Linked DNA regions of Homo sapiens: region 1 is linked to region 2. The links are chromatin contacts, found by Hi-C or POLR2A ChIA-PET in ENCODE. All regions are on one chromosome and are shown on one strand. The core of a region is the stretch at or near the end of the contact, and the rest is flanking DNA. Distances in the headings are between cores, read along the strand shown. Region 1 overlaps SEC14L5 (SEC14 like lipid binding 5). Region 2 holds the start of ZNF500 (zinc finger protein 500).

Region 1 (6,350 bases), core at 2,362-4,861, 210 kb before region 2:
CAAAGAGCCTCAAGGAGGGTGTCAGGGAGGGGATAAAGCCACAGACTCAGCACACGCAGCCAGTCAAAGGCCAGAGTTCCTGACTCACTTCCCATCCTAACAAACCTCTTGTTAGAAAGGCCCGGTCTGGAGCCCCCAGATAACAGGCACGGAGGGGAGGCTGGTCTGCTGGGGCATGACTTTCTCTGACTTCGAAAGGAAAGGAAGGTACTTCTCCCAGTATCCAGTGACAGAGCCACATGTTTCGGGGGGACATTCGAGCTGAGGCTCCGTCTGGAAGGCGTCCATCCCAGAGCCAGTTGTCCAGCATCAGAGGACTTTCACGATTGTTGGACACTGTTGTTAAGGACTTTATAAAGTGTTAACTGCCTCGCTTCATCCTTACAATGCCCTGGTGAGATGGGAACTAGCATTTCCCCATTTTACAGATGAGCAAGTTGAGGCTCAGGAAGACAGAGTGACTCGCCCAGCAGCACATGGCCGGGGAGTGGTGGGATTGGCGCATGAGCCTGTCTGACCCAGACGACAACCCTGAATCACTGTGTCCTGCCTCAGAATCTCTGGCTACGTCACAAGCATCGGTGGCTTGGAAATGCTGAGTCCCACTGGCCTGTAACTCGCAAAGCAGGGGACCTGGAGAAGTGAGGATCGGGGTGGGCTGAGGATGGGGCCGGTGGGGCATGAGAAGGAGGTTCACCTCCCTGGATGGCAGAGAAGGGGATGCAGGGAAGGGGATGGAGGGACCTCGGCAGAAACCAACCTCAGGTTCTGTCTGCTGCTTTCAAACCTCATCCTCCTGCTGCAGGGAAAATGACAGGAGCAAGAAAAGCAGCTCCTCCCAGCGCAAGGGCTCTCCAGGGACAATCAATGCCTCATCTCCAGGCCCCGGGAGAACTGCCTTGCCTTCTCCTGGGGTGAATGTTTATAGCGGGTGGCTGGTCAGGCAGAAAACTTTCCTTTAATTTCAGATGACCAAAAGGTGCCGATGAGTACCAAAAGGACACATTTGGACAATTTTCAGCTGCCCAAGCCTAACCATCATTGCAGTAATGGCAATAGCCGAGGCATACACTGGGCTCACTGCATACCGTGTGCTGCTCCTGATGAAGTAGGTAGCGCTCACCCTCCGCATTTGACAGATGGAGAAGCCAAAACTCAGAGAGTTTAAGTCACTTGCCCATAGTCGCACAGCTTGTGAGGGATCAAGCTGCAATTTGACCCCCTTGCAGTCAGACCATGGGGTTGGTGCACTGTGTTGCTTCTAGAACCAAACAGTGCCTTGATCTCTGAAGGACAGCCCAACACTCAAGACACTCCCACACAGGACGGAAGCCTGGTTCATACCCTCAGCTCATACTCAACCCATTTCTGACCCTCCCTGTGCCCTTGTTCCTCAGACAGTCCCCATGCATTTGAAAATGTGTCTGTCTCCCCAGCTTGACCATGGGCACCTCTGAGGGTCCAGCCTCTTTGCCTGAAGATCCCCTTCCTGCATCTGACTTGGAGAAGATATTAAATACACTGGCTGAGGTCGGGTGAAGTGGCTCACACCTGTAATCCTGGCAGGAGGATTGTTTGAGCCCAGGACTTCGAGACCAGCCTGGGCAAAATAGTGAGACCTCATCTCTACATAAAATAAGAAAATTAACCAGGTGCAGTGGCTCACGCCTGTAATCCCAGCACTTTGGGAGGCCAAGGCGGGCAGATCACGAGGTCAAGCGATCGAGACCATCCTGGCTAACGCGGTGAAACCCGTCTCTACTAAAAATACAAAAGATTAGCCGAGCGTGGTGGCAGGCGCCTGTAGTTCCAGCTACTCGGGAGGCTGAGGCAGGAAAATGGCCTGAACCCAGGAGGCGGAGCTTGCAGTGAGCCCAGATTGCACCACTGCACTCCAGCCTGGGTGACAGAGCGAGACTCCATCTCAAAAATAAATACATAAATATTTTTAAAAAAGAAAATTACCCAAGTGTGGTGGCACGTACCTGTAATACCAGCTACTCAGGTGGCTGAGGCAGGAGAATCGCTTGAGCATAGAAGGTCAAGGCTGCAATGAGCTATGATTATGCCACTGCACTCCAGCCTGGGTGGCAGAGCAAGATCTTGTTTCTTTTTTTTCCTTTTTTTTTTGAGACGGAGTCTGACTCTGTCGCCCAGGCTGGAGTTCAGTCGCGGGATCTCGGCTCACTGCAAGCTCCGCCTCCCGGGTTCACGCCATTCTCCTGCCTCAGCCTCCCAAGTTAGCTGGGATTACAGGGGCCCGCCGTTACGCCCGGCAAATTTTTTTTGTATTTTTAATAGAGACGGGGTTTCACCGTTTTAGCCGGGATGGTTTTGATCTCGGGGCCTCGTGATCCGCCCGTCTCGCCCTCCCAAAGTGCTGGGATTACAGGCGTGAGCCACCGCGCCCGGCCAAGATCTTGTTTCTTTAAAAAATAAAATAAAGGCTGTGCACAGTGGCTCACACCTATCCTCCCAGCACTTTGGGAGGCCGAGGCAGGTGGATCACTTGAGGCCAGGAGTTCAAGACAAGCCTGGACAACATAGTGAAACCCTGTCTCTACTAAAAATGCAAAAAATTAGCCAGGCGTGGTGGTGCGCACCTGTAATCCCAGCTACTCGGGAGGCTGAGGCATGAGAATTGCTTGAACCTGAGAGGAGGAGGTGGCAGTGAGCCGAGATCATGCCACTGTACTCCAGCCTGAGCGACAGAGACTCCATCTCAAAAATAATAATAATAAATAAATAAATAAAATAAAAACACTGGCTGAATAAAATTCAAACGCCTGCCAAGTGGAGAGGGACCTTACCTAGAAGGGACCAGGGAGCCCCGGAAGGTTATAGAGCACCTCTCTTCGCAGGATGGTTGTGAGGCCTTCACAGGTCCTGGGCTCTACCCATGTCAATCACATCACACACATTAAAATGCATCCACTTTCCGTGATTTACATATACATGAGCTCATCACAGTTGAGGTCCAGATGACAGCCTGGCATGAAGTTGCCCTTGGTAGGCATTTAATTCAGCATGTGTTCATTTTAACTCTGCAGGTTTCTTTTTCTTTTCTTTTTTTTTCCTTTTTTTTTTTTTTTTTTTTTTTGAGACGGAGTCTCACTCTTTCGCCTAGGCTGGAGTGCAATGGCACGATCTCAGCTCACTGCCGCCTCCGCCTCCTGGGTTCAAACGATTCTCCTGCCTCGGCCTCCCAAGTACCTGGGATTACAGGCACCCACCACCACACCCAACTAATTTTTGTACTTTTAGTAGAGATGGGGTTTCACCATGTTGGCCAGGCTGGTCTCGAACTCCTGACCTCAAGGGATCTGCCTGCCTCAGCCTCCCAAAGTGCTGGGATTACAGGCGTGAGCCACTGCACCTGGGCCTGCAGGTTTCTTTTTGTATTCTGGAATAATTACATTTATTTTCTTTCCTTGTTAAACATTGCTGTGACCTTGAGAAACTGTGGGCCGCAGGCACCCTGCCCTGGGAGAGGCCCTGGCAGAGACCAAACAGGGCCCAGCCCCTGTGCCTTTCATACCTCCCAAGGTCCTACGGGATCAAACAGCTGACGGGACCTTTCTGTGTTGGAAACCAGCTCACACCACTAGTTTTGTCCCTGCCTAAGAGCCTCAGCTGCCGGCTCCTGTCCCTACAGTTGGCTTGACCACCCACAAATGAGACCTGAGCCTCTCCCTGCTAAACAAACACATGGTTTGGTGCTCTCAGGAACACAAGGCCACAGAAGGATTCAGTTACAGCCCTTCTGCCAGGTGGCTGGAGAGGACATCCAAGCCTGCCTGCTCAGAAAAGGAGATGGTCCAAAGCCCAGAGCCCACAGCTGCAGGGCCACAGTGGGGCAGGCAGGGACCAAGCAGGGCTGCCTCTTACGGGTCCCCATCCTGGAAAATCCATATTGACACAATTAGCATCTGGAGATGGGAGGCTGGAGCTAAATAGCCCTGAATTCCCACCCAGACTTGCCCAATTCCAGGCTGGGTAACCCCTCTTTCATTTGTAAAGTGCAATAATCATAGAACCTCCCAACTAGCACTCAGGTGGGCCTATTTTATTGCTTCATACATCACAACTACTGAAATAGGGTCATCAGCCGCTGATATCCCTGAATTTGCAGTGCTTTGCAAAATGCCTAGCACATAGTCCACACTCAATAGACATTTACAGGATGAATGAATGAACAACAGCATAGCACCGCCCTTAAGAGAGTGGGCTCTGGGGCCTGGGTTGGGATCTCTGCTCTGCCTCTCATCAGCTGTGTGAAAAAATCATCAAGCTCTCAGTTCCTTAATTCCTTTGTGTGTAAAAGGGGAAGTAAGAAAAGTAGCTACCTTGCTACTTGTCAGAAGAATAAAGGAGTCAGCTCATGCAATGTGCTTAGAGCAGTGCCTGGCACATGGTTCATTCTACATCACCATTTAAGTAAATTTAAATTTTAAAAATGAGTGAGATTCTGTAAAGTACAAAAAGCTATTTCTGCTAATCACTTGACAGATGATCCCTCCTCCCCTCCTTCCTTCCTTCCTGTTCTTCCTCATCCAAATTCAAAGGAAGCTGGAATGCCACTTACGCCAAAACGTCCAGTAAGAATGCAGAAAGAATATCCAAGCTGCACCAACATCTTCCAGCCCAATGCTCTCCCTTCCCTTTTCTATTCTGCAGGCCTGATTTGGGGGCCTGGCCACTACGCAGCCACTGAGTAAGGTGCCCCCATCGCCTGTCATACTCTTCAGGAGTCTCCCTATCAACCCCTTTCCTTCCCCCTGCAAGTCTAGGGGACCTCAGCACAGATGTGATATCAATCTACTCACCTCCTCCAACTCTTTTTTAAAAAATTGAAATATGGGTATCTACCCAAAGGAAAAGAAGTCATTATGTGAAAAAGACACATACACATGTATGTTTATAGCAGCACAATTCACAATTGCAAAAATATGGAGCCAACCCAAACGCCCATCAACCAATAAGTGGATTTTAGAAACGTGGTATATATACACCACGGAATACTACTCAGCCATAAAAAGGAACAAAATAATGTCTTTTTTTTTTTTTTTTTTTTGAGATGGAGTTTCGCTCTGTCACCCGGGCTGGAGTGCAGTGGCATGATCTCGACTCACTGCAAGCTCTGCCTCCCGGGTTCACGCCATTCTTCTGCCTCAGCCTCCCAAGTAGCTGGGACTACAGGCGCCCACCACCATGCCCAGCTAATTTTTTTGTACTTTTAGTGGAGACGGGGTTTCACCGTGTTAGCCAGGATGGTCTTGATCTCCTGACCTTGTGATCCGCCCACCTCCGCCTCCCAAAGTGCTAGGATTACAGGCGTGACAAAATAATGTCTTTTGCAGCAACTTGGATGGAGCTGGAGGTCATTATTCTAAATGAAGTAACTCAGGAATGGAAAACCAAATATCATATGTTCTCACTTATAAGTGAGAGCTAAGATATGAGGACGCAAGCTGGGCGCGGTAGCTCACACCTCTAATCCCAGGACTTTGGGAGGCTGAGGTGGGCGGATTACTTGAGGTCAGGAGTTTGAGACCAGCCTGGCCAACATGGTGAAACCCCATATTTACTAAAAATACAAAAATTAGCCAGGCATGGTGGCACACACCTGTAATCCCAGCTACTCAGGAGGCTGAGGCAGGAGAATCGCTTGAATACAGGAGGCAGAGGTTGCAGTGAGCCGAGATCACACCACTGTACTCCAGCCTGGGTGACAGAGTGAGACTCCATCTCAAAATATATATATATGAGGATGCAAAGGCATAAGAATGATATAATGGATTTTGGGGACTTGGGAGGGGAAGACTGGGAGGGAGTGAGGAATAAAAGACTACACATTGGGTACAGTGTACACTGCTTGTGTGACAGGTGCACTAAAATTTCAGAAATCACCACTAAAGACCTTATCCATGTTAAAAAAAAAAGCTGTACCCCAAAAACTGTTTAAATAAAAATAAATGTTTTTTTAAAAAATTAAAATATAATTATCATATCATATAGCCCACCCTTTTTAAGTATGCAGGTCAGGCCAGGCACGGTGGCTCACCCTGTAATCCCAGCACTTTGGGAGGTCGAGGTCGGAGAATCGCTTAAGCCCAGGCGTTCAAGACCAGCCTGGGCAACATAGCAAGACCTCATCTCTAAAAATAAAAATAAAAAACTAGGCAGGCATGATGGTGCGTGCCTGTGGTCCCAGCTACTCGGGAGGCTGGGGCGGGAGGATGGCTTGAGATTGCAGTGAGCTATGATCCTGCCACTGCACTCCAGCCTGGGTAACAGAGAGACCCTGTCTCAAAAAATAAAATATAAAGTATGCAGTCCAGTGTGTTTCA
Region 2 (5,790 bases), core at 3,291-5,790:
GTCTACAGAGCCCTGCAGCCTCTGGAGGCTCTTTTTGAAGATTTAATTATTTTATTTTTGAGACAGGGTCTCTCTTTGTCACCCAGGCTGGAGTGCAGTGGCACAATCTCAGCTCATCACAACCTCCGCCTCCCAGGCTCAAGAAATCCTCCTGCCTCAGCCCCCCGAGTAGCTGGGATTAGAGGCGTGTACTACCCTGCCTGTCTAATTTTCGCATTTTTAGTAGAGATGGGGTTTCGCCCAGCCCCAGGCTGGTCTTGAACTCCTGGACTCAAGCAATCTGCCCTCCTCGGCCTCCTAAAGTGGTAGGATTACAAGTGTGAGCCACCATACCTGGCCTTCTAATTTTTCTTTTTTCTTTTTTCTTTTTTTTGAGACGGAGTCTCGCTTTGTCACCCAGGCTGGAGTGCAGTGGCGCGATCTTGGCTCGCTGCAACCTCCGTCTCCCGGGTTCACACCATTCTCCTGTCTCAGCCTCCCGAGTAGCTGGGACTACAGGCGCCTGCCACCACGCCCGGCTAATTTTTTGTATTTTTAGTAGAGACGGGGTTTCACCGTGTTAGCCACGATGGCCTCGATCTCCTGACCTCATGACCCACCTGCTTCAGCCTCCCAAAGTGCTGGGATTACAGGTGTGAGCCACCGTGCCCGGCTTTTTTTTTTTTTTTTTTTTTAAGACGGAATCTGGCTCTGTCGCCCAGGCTGGAGTGCAGTGGTGCAATCTTGGCTCACTGCAACCTCCGCCTCCCTGGTTCAAGCTGTTCTTCTACCTCAGCCTCCCTAGTAGCTGGGATTACAGGTGTGTGCCACTATGCCTGGCTAATTTTTTGTATTTTTAATAGAGACGGGGTTTTGCCATGTTGGCCAGGCTGGTCTTGAACTCCTGACCTCAAGTGATCTGCCTGCTTCGGCCTCCCAAAGTGCTGTGATTACAGGCGTGAGCCACCGCACCTGGCCTATTTAAGATTATTTATTAAAACATTTGGTAGGTTTTAATACTTCATGAATACAAATTCAAAATAATGGCTTTTGTTGTTGTTTTTAAAAAGCACATTAATGGCCAGGCGCGGTGGCTCACACCTGATAATTCCAGCACTTTGGGAGGCCAAGGAGGGTGGATCACCTGAGATCAGGAGTTCAAGACCAGCCTGGCCAACATGGTGAAGACCCGTCTCTACTGAAAATACGAAAATTAGCTGGGTGTGGTGGTGCATGCCTGTAATCCCAGGTACTTGGGAGGCTGAGGCAGGAGAATCGCTTGAACTCAGGAGGCGGAGGTCTCAGTGAGCCCAGATTGCGCCACTGCACTCCAGCCTGGGCAACAGTGAGAGTCTGTCTCAAAAAAAAATAAAATAAGTAAAAATAAATAAAAAAATATAAATAAATATAAAAATATAAATATATAAATTAAAAATAAATAAAAAGCACATTAAAACTTGCAGTTTTTGCCCCCTGAACCTTCCCCCCATCACATCCCTCTTCAACGTTTGCCCCATCACCATCCTGAATTTGGTGTTCATCCAAGTCCCAAACATTTCTTTGAACCGCATACATGTCTCTAAATCATATGTAGAATTGTTTTGCATTTTCAAAATTTATGAAAATTGTATCATATTGCCACTTGCCTTTTTTTGTTTGGCATAGCCTCCGTGAGATTTATCCATCATTCTCCTGTTGACTAACATTTAGACTGTTTTCGGTTTTGCCATTACAAACAACACTGCCCTGAACACAGAGGTAGTCTTTATTACTAACAGAATTAGGACATATTAAGCCTATATGTGTCTGACGTTCTGTTCTGTCTCTTTACCATAATGGTGCCTACTGCAGGTGATGTTACCATCCCCATTGTACAAAGGAGTTATCCTTGTCTCCCTCCTCCACCCCAAGCTAATCAACCACCAAGCACTGTTGAATGTGCTCCAGGAATCTTGGCCAGATCCTTGTCAGTGACTACCACCATCACTAGTTACCCCAACTCTGGACCACTCCAGGAGCTTCCAGCTAGTCTCACTGCTCCTCTCCAGTCTTTCTGAGATCTGTACTCCACAAAGCTTCTTATCTGATCACGATGCTATCCTACTTAAAACCCCAAACTCTATTGACTCCAAGGATAAAATCCTTAATCCTCACCAGAGTCTCCAAGTATGGTCAGGCCTTGCCCATCCCTCCAGCCACATCTCCCAATCTCTGGTCTCCATTCTGTTCCTCAAACGCACCGTGTTCTCTCCGGCCCCAGGACCTTTGCACTTTTCACTCCTGCTGTCTGGAATCCTCCCCACCGGTTCCCCAGGTTAACCCTAGGCTGCTCAACTGTCACTTCCACCCTGAAGGTATCAGGTTCCCTCTTTTACGCCGCTTGCTAACATTTGCCAAAGAAGTGATTAAACAATTCTTCGTGCAATTTTGTCCACTGTATGCCTCTCATGGTAATTTTGTCCACTGTATGCCTCTCATGGCAAGCTCCATGAAAGCAGGCACCTGCCACCACTCCATCACCCGAGCGCCTAGTTAAGGGGGCAGTTGGGAGGACTCAACGTGCAGCGTTTATGCATTTATTATGCCTGGATGAATGGTCTTGAATGAGTTACAACCTTGAGGGTTAATGTCCCCCATTAACAGATATGGAAACTGAGGTTCAGGGCGCGCAAGGGAACCGCCCGCAGTCTCGACGACAAGGACGCTGCCACCGGGAGACTGCAGCCCCTTCCTCCGAGCCCCTGGCAGTGCCGCCACTTGAGGAGACCCTCCAGGCCGCCAACCCACCCCCTCTAGAGCGCCCAGGAATCTGCCTCCGGGGAGGGCGCGGGGCGCTCTGGGAAATGTAGTCCTGCCAGCTTCCTGAATCCGGCGTCCCCAAATTTGTTTCCGGCGGGCTGAGTCCTAGCCGATGCTTTGGGAAAGACGCGCGAGATTCCGGGGGTAGATCCGGGATGCGAGGCGGGGCGCGCATGCGGGGCGGAGCTTGTGCGGGGCGGGGCGTACGTTGAGTGTACGCCTGCTGTGTATGCTGCGTTGCTGCTCACCCGAACTCGGTGCTGGGACTCTTTCCTGGGCACCCCAGGCAGAGGGAAACTCCGGATCATGTTCAACCAAAGAGGAAAAGCAGCGAGAATCCAGCATAGGAGACGGGCCTTAGGATGCCCAAGTTAGGATTAGGGGCAAACTACGTTAACCTGGTAGTTAGGAGCTGAAGTTCTGGAATCAAAGATTTGGGTTCCAATCCCATTTCTGTACTTCCTGTTTGACCTTCTCTGGGGGGTTCAATACTTAAAACTCTCAGAGCTTCAGGGTTTTGTTTTGTTTTGTTGAACCGGTAGGTCTAGTTATAGTACCTCTATTACTAAATGAGGAAGAAACGAAGTACAAATGTGTTTTGCTTGCTTGATGCTCAAGAATTGATGCGACCGGGAGCGGTGGCTTACTCCTGTAATCTCAGCACTTTGGGAGGCTGACGTGGGTGGATTGCTTGAGGCCGTTGGAGACCAGCCTGGGCAACATGGGGAAACCCCATCTCTACTAAAAATACAAAAATTAGCCGGACCTGGTGGTTCGTGCCTGTAATCCCAACTATTCGGGAGGTTAGGTAGGAGAATTGCTTAAAACCGGGCGGCGGAGGTTGCTGTGAGCCAAGGTCGAGCCACTGCACTCTAGCCTGGGCGACAGAGTGAGACCCTGTCTCTAAATAAATAAATACATACATACAAGAATTGATACCTGGCTGGGCACACCTGTAATCCTGACACTTTGGGAAGCTGAGGCGGGAAGATTGCTTGGGCCCAGGAGTTTGAGACCAGCCTAGGCACCATGGTGGGACTTCATCTCTAACAACAACAACAAAGATTGATGCCCATTATTATGTTGTCAGAAAGAAGCAGGCAGGACAAGGGATATTTGGGGTTGGACGTTGTTGGGGGCCCTCTTGGGGGAGGGTGGGCGCAAGCACTTGGCATCTCTTCCAGTTTTATCTTGAACAACTTCTGCCTTTATTTATTTTATTTATTTATTATTTATTTATTTATTTTTTGAGATGGAGTTTCGCTCTTGTTGCCCAGGCTGGAGGACAATGGCAGGATGTCGGCTCACTGCAACCTGCGCCTTAGCCTCCTGAGTAGCTAGGATTACAGGCATGAACCACCACGCCCAGGTTTCTCCACGTTAGTCAGGCTGGTCTCGAACTCCCGACCTCAGGTGATCCGCCCGCGTCGGCCTCCCAAAGTGCTAGGATTACAGGTGTGAGCCACCGTGCCCGGACGACTTTGCTGGCTTTAAAGATGGAGGAGGCGGCCAGAGGAGAGCGGAGCGGGTGTGGAACAGTGACTGGGAAAGTAGCCCAGAGGCTGCAGAGTCGCCGCACGCTCGCGCGGTCACCGAGGTGCTGGACTACGTTACCCACAATGCGTGCCTTTGAGGACCACATTAACCACAGTGCACGTCGCGGACCCGCCCACTCGGCCGTGTTGCCACGCCCCCAACGGCCGGCTTAGCCAATGGTGCCACGGCTACGTTACCCACAATGCCGCCTGCGGGCCCACCCGCACGGCCTGGTTTGCACCCCTGGTTTAGGGTCTTCGGCCCCGGCTCTGGCGTCCCTGGCTGCCAAGCCTGAGGCCCGCAGTCCTACTCCCGCCGAGACCCGCCGCTCCGGTCCTGCCCCGAACTGCCCACGGCCGGCAGCGCTTCCAGTGAGTGCGGGGGGCGCGGGGACGCGGGTCCCGGCCGAAGCTTCGATTTCGCGGCCCGCGCCAGCACCCGGGTCTGTGCCGCGGCCTCGGGTACCGCTCACCCTCCACCTGAGGGATGAGACGGGAAAGCAGCCCGGCCTGGGGGTCCCAGCTCTCCCAGGACCCTGGAATTGGGGGGCTGTCGTGACCACCCACGCGGGGGTGCCTGACGGGGCCGCGTAGGGGCTTCAGGGTTCGCCAGACCTGGACACCGGGGATCAAGTTGAGGCAGAGTCTGCAGAAAGGCCCTACTTTTCATCAGATTTCCAAAGGAACCCCTTCCATATAGGACCCACTCTAATCATGGAAAATAACGATTCTCGAGCTCTGACCGCAAACATCCCTTTTAGATTGTTTTTGTTTGAGTCTCTCTCTGTCGCCCAGGCTGGAGTGCAGTGGCGCTATCTCAGTTCACTGCAACCTCCATCTCCCGGGTTCAAGCGATTCTCCTGTCTCAGCCTCCCGAGTTGCTGGGATTACAGATGTGCTACCACCATGTCGGGCTAATTTTTGTATTTTTTGTAGAGACAGGGTTCCACCACGTTGACCAGGTGGTCAACTCCTGAACTCACGTGATCTGCCCTCCTCTGCCTCCCAAAGTGCGGGGATTACAGGCGTCAGCTACTGCCCCCAGCCATCCCTTTTAGTTCTGTCAGCAACCTGTGTGTGTAGGTCCTGTTATCATCTCTGTTTGCCCAGTGAGGAAGCAAAGCCCAGAGCCCTTCAGTAAATTACCCGGGAATTAACAGGGGGTTAATAACAAAGATGACATTCATCCACTTCCTTTTCCTTTTCCATGGTGGGGTGAGCTGGCCTTGGAACCAGGGCAGGGGCTTCCCAGGCCAAAGGGCTTATCCAGCCCCAGGGCTGCCCTTCAGATGGTTTTATCGTCTCTCCACAGGGCCCTGAAAAAAACTCTCTTCCTGTGTCTGGCCAGAGGTATAGAGAGAGACAGGTTCAACTCTAAGGCCTGAAAAGGAACAAGGCCCACCGGAAGCAATGGCCACTGTCCCTGGCCTCCAGCCCCTGCCAACCTTGGAGCAGGACCTGGAACAGGAAGAGATCC

What was found. Hi-C counts contacts between places; a loop is a spot of excess contacts on that map. ChIA-PET counts read pairs that join two places held with the same protein, here RNA polymerase II (POLR2A). Pooled maps may share reads with other maps.
Region 1: a pooled map shows a loop between it and region 2 (3-fold over the local background). The contact joins the enhancer-like site here to the promoter of ZNF500 in region 2. A Hi-C loop is called at or near these places in 2 of 50 pooled maps. POLR2A ChIA-PET finds 5 or more read pairs at or near these places in 3 of 52 experiments (AG04450, Panc1 and WTC11).

The regions. Positions count from the first base shown.
Region 1 is chr16:4,974,197-4,980,546 of GRCh38, reverse strand. The region is part of intron 2 of SEC14L5 (SEC14 like lipid binding 5); the gene reads right to left. Among named protein-coding and RNA genes, the nearest start is that of SEC14L5, 19 kb to the right of the region's middle. Within about 2 kb of position 3,611, at least 8 of the 41 ENCODE cell types and tissues checked have a DNase peak (open chromatin) inside an H3K27ac peak, as active enhancers do.
Region 2 is chr16:4,765,912-4,771,701 of GRCh38, reverse strand. ZNF500 (zinc finger protein 500) reads left to right here and starts at 4,540. Exons shown (of 6, transcript NM_021646.4): 1 at 4,540-4,685; 2 at 5,626-5,790. The coding sequence starts at 5,724. RefSeq lists an enhancer at 3,222-3,301 and a silencer at 4,494-4,793.